Regions from separate parts of the Homo sapiens genome. Here region 1 is linked to region 2. A link is a contact called in ENCODE POLR2A ChIA-PET data. All regions are on one chromosome and are shown on one strand. Each heading gives the region's core, a stretch centred on a gene start or an enhancer-like site at or near the end of the contact. The rest is flanking DNA. Distances are from core to core; before and after follow the strand shown.

The links. ChIA-PET counts read pairs that join two places held with the same protein, here RNA polymerase II (POLR2A).
Region 1: POLR2A ChIA-PET joins it to region 2 with 10 read pairs in activated CD4-positive, alpha-beta T cell. The contact joins the promoter of FBXO5 here to the enhancer-like site in region 2. POLR2A ChIA-PET finds 5 or more read pairs at or near these places in 2 of 52 experiments (CD4-positive, alpha-beta memory T cell and activated CD4-positive, alpha-beta T cell).

Annotation. Positions count from the first base shown.
Region 1 is chr6:152,979,548-152,985,718 of GRCh38, reverse strand. FBXO5 (F-box protein 5) reads left to right here and starts at 2,678. Exons shown (of 5, transcript NM_012177.5): 1 at 2,678-2,862. The coding sequence starts at 2,760. RefSeq lists enhancers at 1,085-1,184, 1,715-1,834, 2,125-2,344 and silencers at 2,375-2,694, 3,175-3,244.
Region 2 is chr6:113,630,353-113,637,463 of GRCh38, reverse strand. All of the region lies in intron 1 of LINC02541 (long intergenic non-protein coding RNA 2541), which reads left to right. Among named protein-coding and RNA genes, the nearest start is that of LINC02541, 16 kb to the left of the region's middle. RefSeq lists enhancers at 2,494-2,543, 5,109-5,158, 6,029-6,168, 6,189-6,488. Within about 2 kb of position 5,068, at least 26 of the 41 ENCODE cell types and tissues checked have a DNase peak (open chromatin) inside an H3K27ac peak, as active enhancers do.

The sequences.
Region 1 (6,171 bases), core at 1,429-3,928, about 39 Mb before region 2:
CTCAGCTAATTTAATGAGCCAGGCTCGGTGGCTCATGCCACCCAGCACTTTGGGAGGCCGAGGTGGATGGATCAGTTGAGATCAGGAGTTCAAGACCAGCCTGGACAAAAAGGTGAAACCCCGTCTCTACTAAAAATATAAAAATTAGCCAGGCGTGGTGGCGCATGCCTATAATCCCAGCTACTTGGGAGGCTGAGGCAGGAGAACCGCTTGAACCAGGAGGCAGGGACTGCAGCGGGCCAAGATCGCGCCACTGCACTCCAGCCTGGGCTACAGAGCGAGACTCAGTCTCAAAAAAATACAAATAAAAACTAATGTAATGAGAAACCTTGCCTGCTTCGAATTTTGTATTTATGCCAGCATCTGAAAATAGAAGAGGTGAATACAATTATCTCTAAGGTCAAACTGTGAAGTAATGTGAAATGTACTAAAACCAACCAGGACTCCAGCAGATAGTGTTATAGGCTAGCATAGCATAAGAGGAAAGGACATGGACTTTTTGAATCCTGCAGACGGGCACTCGAATCTCCGCTTACTAGCTGTGTGGTTTTGGTAGCCACAGTGAGAATTAACTCACACTGAGAAGCACGACCATTGTACACTGAAAATAATGCTAACCTATTGTGAGAATGAAAGGCTAACATTTACATTCTTTTTTTTACATAAAAAAGCTATTATAATTTCAATATTCTATCAACAAATAACTACCTTGCCAAAATCCTTCCAACAGCTAACCACTGCAATCAGAAGAAAGTCTAAACTCTGCATGGAAAAACTACAAGGTCCCACAGGATCTGGCTTCTGCCTACCTCTCTAACCTCATCTCCTCTCTCTCTTGTTCACTAAGTCGTAGTCAGGCATTCCCTCTGCTTATTATTCCCTCTGCTTATTATGCAGCCCTGCATTGCCAGTTCAACGCATCTGGGTTCAAAGCCTCAGAAAGCGTCCTGACCATCCAAAATCCTTAACCTATACTAATCTGCATTCTCTACCCCCGATTACATTCTTTCATATCCTCTTTCGTGTTCTGAAATTGTTCACTGTCAACTTCTTTCCCATTGGTCTCTGTAAACTCCCTAAAGGACAGGACTTTGTCTTTTCAACCCTGAATCTCCAGGATCTAGCCCCAGGGCCAGGTTAGGGTGAGGCAAGGAAGCACAGGCCTCAGGTGCGTTTACGGGGATGAAAAAAATTTAAGTCATCAAGAGTGACACTATTTTAACATTTTTAAAAATGAAAAAGGCAAAAAACCCATGATGAACTAATTATCAAAATTTTAGGTAAAGACAGGATCCACCCAGCACTTGTATGATTCATCCTAATCCTGGCCGCGCCCCACAACTAATTATCAAAATTTTAGGTAAAGACAGGATCCACCCAGCACTTGTATGATTCATCCTAATCCTGGCCGCGCCCCACCGGACTCGTCACTAACGGTACTGAAAACTGACTACAGCCAAGAACTCACTCCGAGGCTGCAGAAAGGCACCAGAGGGAAACAGCAAAGGAGGATTCGCCGTTTTGGAGTTCACATCCCGTTGCTTCACTGGGCTGTAGCCATAAAGCTGAGTTCAGGGAATGCACTGCCCTACTTAAGTGCATATTCAAATTGTGAAAAGTTAAGCATCACTAATACTCCGGTACACTTTCATACTGACGTCCATGCCAGCCATCACTAAAAACTCCCTTGGCCACGGGGGTCCAGCCCAAGAGGGCGGGCACTTCTATTTATTCTTTTTTTGGGAGCAGGACTACTGTCTCCTACACCTGGCCCTTTAAGGAAAGGAACAAAAACCCAGGGGAGCGTAGCTGCACACTCAGTAAACTTAACGTTCCTATAAACCAGTAGCGTCTGAAGTGTGGTTGAAAATACAAATAAACGCGCTTGCAAGGAAGAAGTGCCTCGGTCCTACCCTCGGCCCCGCCGGAAGGCCCTGGGAGATGCAGCCGCAGGTCTCCTGCTACAGCCGCTGGGGAAGGCCGCACAGCCTCCTCGCCCACCCCGGAGGAAAAAATCGCGGGGGACTCCAGTGCGCAGGCGCCGACCCGCCAACTCCGCAGCCACAGCCCGCCAAGGCGCCTGCGCAGAGGCGTGGGTCAAGGGGAGGGTCGAGTTAGGAGGGAGAGCAGAGCGCGCGCGTAAATCCTAGAGAGGCGGGCTAAGCTGGACTGGGGGGAGGGTCCGTCTTCCGGAAAGTCTGGATTCCCGGACGAGCCGAGTTGCTGCTCACCGAACTCCCGTTCGAGAGATGATCGAAGAAAGTCGGCTACCATTTGTACCCATCAAAGATCTCCAGATGGAAGCCAGCGCTGAATTTGGGCTGAGATTAGGACTTGCAGGAGGCCGGTCCAGAAGACGGCGGAAGGAATCTTGGCGGGCGCACGCATGCGTGATAGACCCTCCACACGTGTGGCCGGGCCGCGGCCTCCCCGTGCTCGGAGGTCCCGCCCCCGGCCGTAGCATCTTTCCGGACGTGGGGAGCCGGTAAGCTGGAAGGGGGCTGGGCTTCGCGGCTCGGCCCCGCCTCGGCAGCCTCCAATTGGGCGCGGACGAGGGCGCCCCCACCCACTGCCCTCCTATTGGTGCGCGCATGCAAGCGACGCGTCTCATTGGACCGCGCGGATTTAGGCACCAAATTCAAAGATTTTAAAAGTACCAGCTGGCGCCTTTTAAGAGATACAGGTCTGTGAAGCAGGCAGGTTGCTCAGCTGCCCCCGGAGCGGTTCCTCCACCTGAGGCAGACTCCACGTCGGCTGGCATGAGCCGGCGCCCCTGCAGCTGCGCCCTACGGCCACCCCGCTGCTCCTGCAGCGCCAGCCCCAGCGCAGTGACAGCCGCCGGGCGCCCTCGACCCTCGGATAGTGAGTGAGGGGAGCGGTCGCGAGGGGGGCGCGCACGCCAGGAGGGGTGCACGGGGAGGGTCGCAGCCTGAGACCCTGACCCGACGTCCCTCGGAGCCTGGACGCGCGGCCATGCCACACGCCCGGCCTCGGGCGGCGGCAGCGGTTCCTGGGTCCGGGAGGAGGGCGGCTGGGTGTCGGGGGGAAGCCAGAAGAGCCAGATGTGCAGGGGCGGGATGGCGGGCCGCGGGGTCCCGCCACCCACGCCGACCGTGGACTCCAGCCCCGGGAGGTGCGGGTCGTGGCATCCCAGGGCGCCCTTTTTCCTCCTCGGAAGACCCACCTACCCCACCCTGCTTGAATAGGCGCCAAATGCCCCTCCCCTCCCCCACCCCGGGGCCCCCGGCGGTGACAGGGCTGCGAGCGAGAAGCCCCCAGGGCCTGGCCAGGTGCCTCACCTTCTCCCCCTGCGCCCCTTTTCTACATCTGCCCCGCACCCTCACAGCCAAAGGCAGTTTCCCCGATTTTTCGCGGTCCCAGCCTTGCTGGCGGGCGCGGGAGATCGCGCTCGCGGTTATCTCCCGCCTCCTCCGCGTGTCCCGCGCCCTGAGGGGCAGCCCCACCGATCCCTCAGGAGTTCCAGGGTCTCCCTCCCCACTCCCGCCAAATGGAGAGACACCCCCCCAACTCATTGGACCAAACTCAACTGGGACATCCAAACAAAAACGTTACTTTTTCCCAATTTTTTCTCCCTTTGCCCGTTAACCCAGTCTCAGGGCCTGGAGTGGAAAGGGAAGACTTTAAAAAAAGCAATTTTTACTACGAACCTTGAATTTGTCCATAGTATTAAGATGATTTTGTAAGAATCGAAGAATTGGTGACTTTTTCCCGATAACTCATGAAGAATTAGATAGTCCTTTATTTCAAAGCTTGCAGAGAATGGAATGCACTCAAATGCTTATTTTTATCCTCTTTGTTGCTACCTCTAAATAAAATCTATATGCACTTATTTTTACCTGAGAAATAACCCAAAATGAAAAAATTTAGCAATTCGGCATTGTACTATTTTGTAATGACTCTATTATTAAAAAAGAACTCTAGAAAAAAATACTTAATTTTAATTTTAATAGATTAAATATATTTCTAGAAGATCCTGGATCGTCAGTCTACCATCGAAATTCTGAAGCTTGATGGCCTTATGAGGGTTTTTTTTTTTTCTTTTTTGATAACTCTAATTGTCTTTACTACCTTGCTCCTCAGAAAGAAATGACTGCCTGTTGGAATTTTTTCCCCAGTTTACAGGTTTGAGGAGATGAAATTAAAAATACATATATGTTACTTCCAAGTAGTTTTCAAAGGAGGCTTTTGTAAAATTTTCTCTTAAAGATTACTTTATGGTCACAAGCATTGGGCCTCTTAAATTCTTAAGGAATAGCCATGCCTAACGTTGACCACATGGTCGTTATCTGTAGGTATTAGAGACTGGAACTTAATTATTTAACAGAAGAGTTACAAAGATTTTTAAGGACTGCAGCCTTATTTATGATATTTGATATGGAGGATCAGGTCTATATTGAAAAGTTAAATGTAAGATCAAACATTGTAAAATTTACTTTTCTCTATATGACTGGGCTGGGAGTTGGTAAATGAGAAGTTTAAACAATGCCATGTATGAGTCTTATTAGTGTCTGCACTTGGGGGAAAAATAGGAATAGGACATTCCAAGTTCACAAAGCTAGTCAAAAGGCTAAGCAAGGATTTTCATTCAAACTTGGATCTGATTCTTAAATCTATACATTCTAATGGAAAAGTATGTGTTACTCTGAAATATATACTTCTTTGTGAAATGTGTTTTACTACTTTCAAATGTTAATGATTGTCAATGTAAGGAATATGAAGGGATTTGGCTTATGTGATTAAAAATAGATTGTATTGACTAGACCCTTGTGATAGGGACTTTGCCTTGCATTTAGTCCTGTTTCATTGTCTTACTCCCATTTTATGGATGAGGAAAGTGAGGTTTTAAGAGTTAACTTCTTCAGTTTTCCATACTCAGTAAATAGCACTGTATACCTTCGATACTCAAGACTTAAACCCCAGGGTGTTTTTTTACTCTCCTTTTCTTCATATCCAGATCTAGTAGATTAGCAGCAAGTTGACTTTACCCTTCTAAATAACAGACCTTGAATTTATGCAGTTATTTTCATTTCCACTACAATCCTTCTAGTCTGGGTTTCCCACACTCTACTTCTGTCATAAACACTTCTAACTATTCTCTCTGCTTCTACTTACCTTCCTGCAATTCATTCTCCACAATTGCCAATGATCTTTTAAAAATGTAAACCAAATTTCTCCACTTTTGACCCAGCCTACCCCACAAATCTGCAGATCATTCTACTTCTTCAACTATAATTTTCAATAACCTCCCCCAACTCAGCCCTACAGATATTTCTCTTCCTTGAACACTCACATTTTTCCTTGCTTCCTGTGTTTCCCACCATCTGGAACTCCTCCACCAGATTTCCATAAGGTGTTCAGATCTCAGAATGTCAGCTTTGCTGAAAGATCATCCCTAATTAATATCTTTCTCTCTCCCTACCCTGTCACTGAATGGATGTTGGATAAATAAGTGAAATGGTTCAACTGAACTCTTAGCCCTCATCTGTTTCATTCAAGAGGTTATGAAGCCATATAATGTTTTCTGTCTTTCTGGATAATAATTATATGAATACTTCACATATTTCCCAAATTTGGCCTGGTCATTGGAAAACACTTAGCTAGTTAAAAGGAATGGATTTAACCTTTTGCAAACAGTTGCTTCAGCTTCCATTTTTATAAAATATGATGCTATTCTATTTCTTCTGCAGTATTGTTATGGAAATGAAAAATACATTAATTTCATATTTTAAAATTAAATCTACAACCAACATCCAGATTTCACTCTCATTTAATACCTTTTTCCAAAAAAAAGGAAACCACAGTGCTTGGAGAAATGACTGATTCTAGGGCTGAAACGGAAATTATAAGATGCACTTAGAGCATCTTGTAGTCCCAGAAAGTAAGGGATGTTCAAAACACAAAATGATTTAAGTATGTGAAATGGACACCAATGTCAACTGCAAGAGCTCACAATAGCAAAAGCTGGAACAATTTGAGCAATACAGTAAATAGTATTGGATTATAACCCAAAGTCTATGAGTTTATACTGATATAAATGATTGGTAGTATGAATAAATAGGAGATTAATGGACAAATCTGCTGTAAAGAAGAATTCCAAATGATTTATAAATTTACTCCCCACTCCTTTAAGTGTGAGGTGTACATAGTGAC
Region 2 (7,111 bases), core at 3,819-6,318:
GGCTGAGGTAGGTGAATTGCTGGAACCTGGGAGGCAGAGGTTGTAGTGAGCCGAGATTGTGCCACTGCACTCCAGCCTGGGCAGCAAGAGCGAGACTCTGTGTCAAAAAAAAAAAAAAAAAAAAAAAAAAGAACCCATCAAAAAAAAGAAAGAAAAAAGCAAAAGTGAGAAAGAGAGAAAGAAAGAAAGGAAGGAAGAAAGAAAGAAAGAAAGAAAGAAAGAAAGAAAGAAAGAAAGAAAGAAAGAAAGAAAGACAAGAAAAAAAGTCTATGCCCAAGGTTCATGTTTGTTTTTTCTTCCTGTGTCTTTTTTATCTTTAATCTAACAAATGACTAAATAGGTTTGTCTAGAGGCAGTGACAAGGTGGGGAGTGAGAAAGAAGTGTAGAAAAGCTGGCAGGTAATCAACTTGAGGGAAAACAAAAAGGAAAGTCATAATAAACAAGCTGAACTACACACATGTAGAGCAATAAAACTGCATTGAAGTTATGTTAATATTGAAAGAACCAATGAAATCAAAGTTGTAGATGAAACTTGTTTGCTTAAGTCTAGAAGCGAATGTACCATTAATTAAGATGCAAATGATCTGACATGCTTTCTGAACTCTAGCAAAACTCTTCTATTTTTATTTATTTAGTTTTTGAGACAGGGTCTCTCTGTGTTGCCCAGGCTGCAGTGTAGTTGGGTGATCATAGCTCACTGCAACCTTTAACTCCTGGATTCAAGCTATCCTTCCACCTCAGCCTCCCATGTAGCTGGGATGACTGGTATGCACCATCACACCTGGCTAATTTTTAAACTTTTTTGTAGAGACAGAGTCTTGTTATCTTTCCGTGTTGCCCAGGCTGGTGTCAAATTCCTGGCTTCAAGTGATCTTCTCACATTGGCCTCCCTAAGTGCTGGGATTATAGGTGTGTGCCACTGTGCTCAGCCAGAACTGTTAATTTTGTATCCATTTTAGATCTAGTTTAGTTTAATAAACATTAGTTGAGCTCCTGCTGTTTTCCAGACATGGCCAGAGGCTGATGACCTCATGTAAGCTGTGGAAGAATTCCAGTGTAGCTGGGGAGATAATAAGTAAGCAGGTCCTTTCACTGTAATAAAACAGGATGCAATAAGATAAAATGTTATTACAGAAATGATTTCTAATGTAAAAAAAAAACTTTTTAAAACCAATTAAAACTATGTAAATGGCCAGTTGTAGGATGAGCTAGGATTCTGGAAACAGGTAAGTATAGTTCTGAGTCCTGCCTCTGCCTTTGTGTGACTGAGCAAATCACTTTATTTGTAAAAGACTCATGTACAAAATACAGGCACTAAAAATACATACATCATACAGTTATTTGGAAACTCAGTCACTGTTACATGTTAATTATTATTATAGTTAGTTATCAGTTATTGAACTATCACTATTTTACCATGATTACACAAAGTCATGGAAAATAATTACATCCAGGAAGATCATAAAATGCCTTGACTTTATATACTGTGGTTTTATCAAATATATATTTAGTCTTCCAAAATATACAAATGTTTGGGCTTTGCAGAAAAAGATGCTTATTTTTCTTTTTCCATTCAGATGTTTTGACATCATGTAGACTCTAATGTTTATGTTTTGTTGTCAAGGTGCAATTAGAACCTTCCAAATTACCATCTAAGGTGTTCAAAGTTTTTTATGCTCACATTAGGTTTGACATTACACATTTATTAGTCACTTCAGTGCTGTTATGATTTTTGTATCATACAAAATTTGATGCCAAAGCCTTTATAGCAGATGTGTTCAACAGGAAAAAACTTTACAAGAAATTTTCATCTATGTTAGTCTCCCATAAATGTACTTCTTCTCGGTACACTTAATCTCTGTCTCCTTCAGCCTCTACCATCAAAATACCTCTGGCAAGGTCATCTCTCCTGCCCTGGAGACATTGTGCTACCCTGCTGATTCTGTAAGGAATTTGGTATTACAGTGTCTGGCCCTGTCCTCAGGCTCTCTGGTTACCTCTTCTCTCCAACTTTGGACCTGTCTTAGCATTCCTTAAATCCATCCAGGTATGGTTGGCTCTTCCTTGGTCCCAGCTGACTCAGTCCCAAGATCCTTCCCCAACATTGCCTCTGGCCTCAGAACCAGCATCTTTGCTCTTGCTTTTTTCACTTCCAACCAGGCATTCTTCTTGCATCAGTCTTTGTTTCCAAGAATTTCTCATTTAGTGTTCATTCTCATGTTCTATGGGAAATACACCTGTATCTTCCAAACTTGTTAACTCCATTTGGTTCTCTCCAATTTTGTAAAGACCCATTTTGTCTGAGAAAACCCTACAGCCTCCCTTGTCCCTTAGATATGATTCATCAATGGAATCTCCCTGCTTTTCCTTGTTTAAGTAAGTGCTAGAGTCTAATGTAACCCCACTGGGAATTTTCATAACTTCTTGTCAACTCTGAGGTTTACAAAATTGTTGAGCTCACTTCCTCATTTCAGTGATTGTGGAACTAACCCAACATAGAACCAAAATTTAGGGTGGCTGTCATTAGAATGATTTCTAAACAAAAGTGTGAATGATGTTGCTTGCCTGTCAGATAATTTATTCACTACTTTCCCCCACCCCAGCATTACCCCCTTAGAAATCAATAGGCTTTCTAAACGGGTTTCTCCCTTTCATCCTTCCTTCTCTGCCACACCCCCATCACCAACATTTCAGATCCTCTTAGCACATTTATTAGTCCATGAGGCCTCTTCCTGAAGGTCACACTAAGTGTTAATAGTGGTTTAGTGAGTTTCCCCAACCCACTAGGAATCTTTAGAAAAGCAAACAAATACACTTTTAAATGGGAAGTGAATTGAGTGGGGAGTGTACGCTCTTCAAGTAGGGGAATTTTGTGATTTGGGGCATGTAGGTGTAGAGTGAGTGTGAGAGGTTTAGTGCTTTCCTGTACCCATTTAACACCCGGACCCAGGCCCATATTTCTTTCACTGATTGTGCCAGACGTTTTATGTGTTCTTCCAACAGTACCAGTACTGAGTAATAGTACTCAAGTTTATCTAGAAACTCAAGTTATCACCATGTCCAAGTAAAAGAACCATCATCTCTGTTCAGCCTTGTCTCTCTTCTGTGGAATCTTCCCCATGTTGCATAACTATCTTGGAGGGAGACATGTTCTCTCCCATTTATATAACCTTGTTCTCTTCTAGAGAAACAGCTCTGTGTTAAAGACACTTGAGGGAAAATGGCATTACTGATGAGATGATATTTAGTTGTCCCTTCAGAGCCAAAGGGCAGTGATTCAAAAACATTTAGGGAAATAGAAGTAACTCTTTGTAAGCTAACCAAACAGTGACCTGAACTCTTTTACCTTGTGATTTCTTATGAGTGCTTAGTTTAGTCGCCTGAAGATCAATCTTGAAATTAACAGGCTATTTTGGATTATAACAAGATTATTTAGAGACTCAAACATTCCAGAGTTCCTTTAGTAGATGACTTCTATCATGACAAGCAAGCTAAAAGGTCAGTGGTCCCAAAGTGGGGTGCACATGATCTATTGAGGTACAGAAAAAGAGAATAATAAAAATATATAAATGTATCATTATTAATAAATATAATCTTTAAAAAGATGAATTTTTATGAATGATTTATATTATTCACAATAAATTAATAATGATTATGTCATTCATAAATAAAAACATAGATATATGGTAGTACATGCTTAAATTTTATTTAAACTAGTAAGAAGGTGGGATCAAATACAGTGAAAGTCTAATGGTTAGGTAACACTTTGGCTGTAATACCCTCTTCCCTCTAATCAATGCAGTATAATAAAGACAGGTTCTAATATCTCCTCCTGAAACTGGGAGGAATTTTAAACATTCTCCCTTCTACATCATCAGAACAATATAGTTTTACTTTCACTACCTTTAAAAACATTAAGGAAAGTAGAGAACAATATTCAGATTAGTTATAAGATCAATTTTCCTATCTCCTTCTATAAGTTTCTAGGATTTTGTATATTTGGTGTGTAACATACTAACTATGTTGTATTTTTCTGTGCTTTTAGTCACAAAAAGATCCTTGCTTAAAACAAACATTTTCTAAAGACATCAAAGGCCATGTAGAAAAACATAATATAAAAAGTATTTGCAAGCTGGGTGTGGTAGCTCCCATGTCTGTAATCCTAGCACTTTGGGAGGCAGAGGTGGGAGGATCACTGCTCCTCACCCACCTACAGGTGGCTCCCATGCTTGTAATCCCAACACTTTGGGAGGCAGAGGTGGGAGGATCGCTTGAGCCCAGGAGTTTGAGACCAGCCTGAGTAACATAGTGAGACCCTGACTCAAAAATTAGCTGGGCATGGCGGCTCATGCCTGTAGTGCTAGCTATTTGGTCTTGAACTCCTGGCTTCAAGCAATCCTCCCACCTCAGACTCCCAAAGTGCTGGGATTACAGGCATGAGCCACCACACCTGCCCTATCCTACCTATTTGGGAGGCCAAGGTGGGAGGATTGCTTGAGCCTGAAAGGTCGAGGCTTCAGTGAGCCATTATTGTGCCACTGCACTCTAGCCTGCATGGCAGAGCAAGATCCTGTATCAAAAAAAAAAAAAAAAAAAAAGAATTTACAGTTGTGTGCCATAGCTTATTAGCAACAGTAGAGAAATTATAGCACAATATTTGCTGATACCACAAGGGAACACATATTTGTGGTGTCTATCTTTCATGTGTTTTTATTTTAGGAAATGAATGCTGATGTTAGGCAACTTAATCCCTTCCTTGTGACTTTTGCTCCTATTTCCAAGCTGGGTATCTCTTACACAGGCATTAACAAGTAGGTTGACTGTCGGGACAAGCCCAGGGATGGCATTGTTTCTATTTGCTGATAAATGACTCTGGGGCTGTGAAGACTCAGACCCAAGGAGTGACTCAGAAAGTCAGGGGCCCATGTCATTCTGCTCTGGGTTCAGACGTGCACTGCAGCAGCACCGGGACTTGACAGCCCTACGGCTCGATCAGCTTTCTGTTTTCATTGCCTTACGATGCCATGAGTGGAACTATTGTCAAATCAGAGTTCACTCCCCAGCTTTTCAGTCTTTCCCCTAATTCTTGCTCTATCAGAGGTCGAGGACAACAGTATAATGATTCATAGGTTCTACTTCCTGGCAAGTAATCATTTTCCCACGGTGAGTAATGATTTATGCTGAGAGGGGTAAAGAATTGTGATTTGCTTTTTTCTGTGTGGCCTTTCTGCTGACAGAGGGTTGGCTAGGAATACTTTTTTTTTCCATTTGTAAGGCCATCTAGAAAATGTTTTAAAGCATTTTAATTTTTTAAACATAGGCTCTTTAAATATATATATTATTCATAGAGAACTGGAATAATCCCCTCATATACTTTGTTAAAAAACAAAGACAATTTTGAAATTTCCTTTTTTATGTTGGCATGTGAGGACTCGGTGTGCCTCATAGAAGTCAAGAGCTGTAGAGGCCCACTACAACCCCACTTTTTAGATGGGAACACTGAGACCTGGAGAAGTTACTTGAGTTGTCCATTTCCACAGAACTGGCTAGTGACAGAGACAGATTGAAGCTTAAATTAGCTCATCATAGGCTATGATTTTATCTAACTTTAGGCTTACTTGTACCATGTCATAAGGGGAAATCTAGGTTTAAAGAAGTCCATGACTTTCACAGTGAACCACATGAATTAATGACAGAAGGGCCAAGGCAGAAGCATAGTAATTGGTATCGGATGGACCTTGGCTTGAATCGTGGCCCTGGAACTGGATGATGTTGGCTAATTTACTTAATTTATCTGAGTATGTTTTCTCACTTTACAGATGAGAATGGGGATAATAATGTCAATTTCATATCATCTGATGTAAGAGTAAGAGATAAGGCATGCAAGGCTCCTGACACATGGTAGGCTTTCAATAAACAGAAGCTCTAATTATTTTTTAAAACTAAGCGACACCTGTCCTTGCTCTCTGGGTTTCCTTTTCAAAGCAGCCCTAGTTATACTTCGCACTATCTTAGAACTTTGCTTTGTCAGACTCAACAGTTAGTTTTCTCAAGCCACTACTGAAATTTTTCCCTTAGTACTCTGCATCTGAGTTGTCTCATTTCCTGGAGGCCCTGTCACAGGCCAGTAGGCTGTTACAGAACATGATCTGAAACCTCACTGGCAAGGGAAGTCCCCTTCAAAAGAGGCATTTTTTTCCCCTTCTGGAGTTTCACGCTTCTCTTTCAGATTATGTAGGCAACCCCTCAACCGGAGGACACAGATGAAGGTCCTGCCCCGATTGTCCTGTGGACAGTGTGGGTGCAGTGGGGAGGCTGAGGGTCTGGGCATATTTGCCCCATATGTCGTCACTGCCACCATTTCTGCCTCTGTACCTCCATGTCCTTTCAGCTTCCCCACAAATGGCCTTTGTTTTTTTTTTTCTCTTCCCTTTGGTCTCCCCCTCCCACCTCACCAGGACCAACTCTTGAAACACCCAGTGGGAAATTTAGAGGAGTCTGTGATACGTGGGGGAGTATTGGAGCTTTGCATTTCTGTGTTTTCTTACTTCCTTTAGAGCTCACAGGGATTTCCTAAGCAGTCTCTTCTGTGCCCAGTGGCCAAGACTGGCTCCCTCCCCCTGTGATGGGGAATTGCCACCTAGGTGCAGGTGGTTCTTCTTTTACTTCTTCTTTTCTAAAAAACACAGTTACAAAAATATACACCTTATGTTCAGGTCTTGCAATGAAAAAAATTGCTCTAGTGATTTTTGTAGTATTTTTTCTATAACTGAAATGCTATTTACATATCATGATAAGAGATAGTCCATTTCATTAAATGGGCTCATTCCTTTAATTGAAGTGTGTGTGTGTGTGTGTGTGTGTTTATTGGCATACTTTCTAGATATTTTGTCACCAGGGAATTTCCCACTTGAGTATATGTTGTAACATAAGTGAATAGTCTGCAATATTTTTTTTGAGACAGAGCCTTGCTATGTTGCCTAGGCTGCAATATTTTTTAAACATTAATATTTACATAGAGATTTGTACTAAGTGTTTTGAAAATCCTTTAAATCACATTAAATATCATAAAAGAGATTTTTCATAATTAGAAAATATAGCCTCAATCCC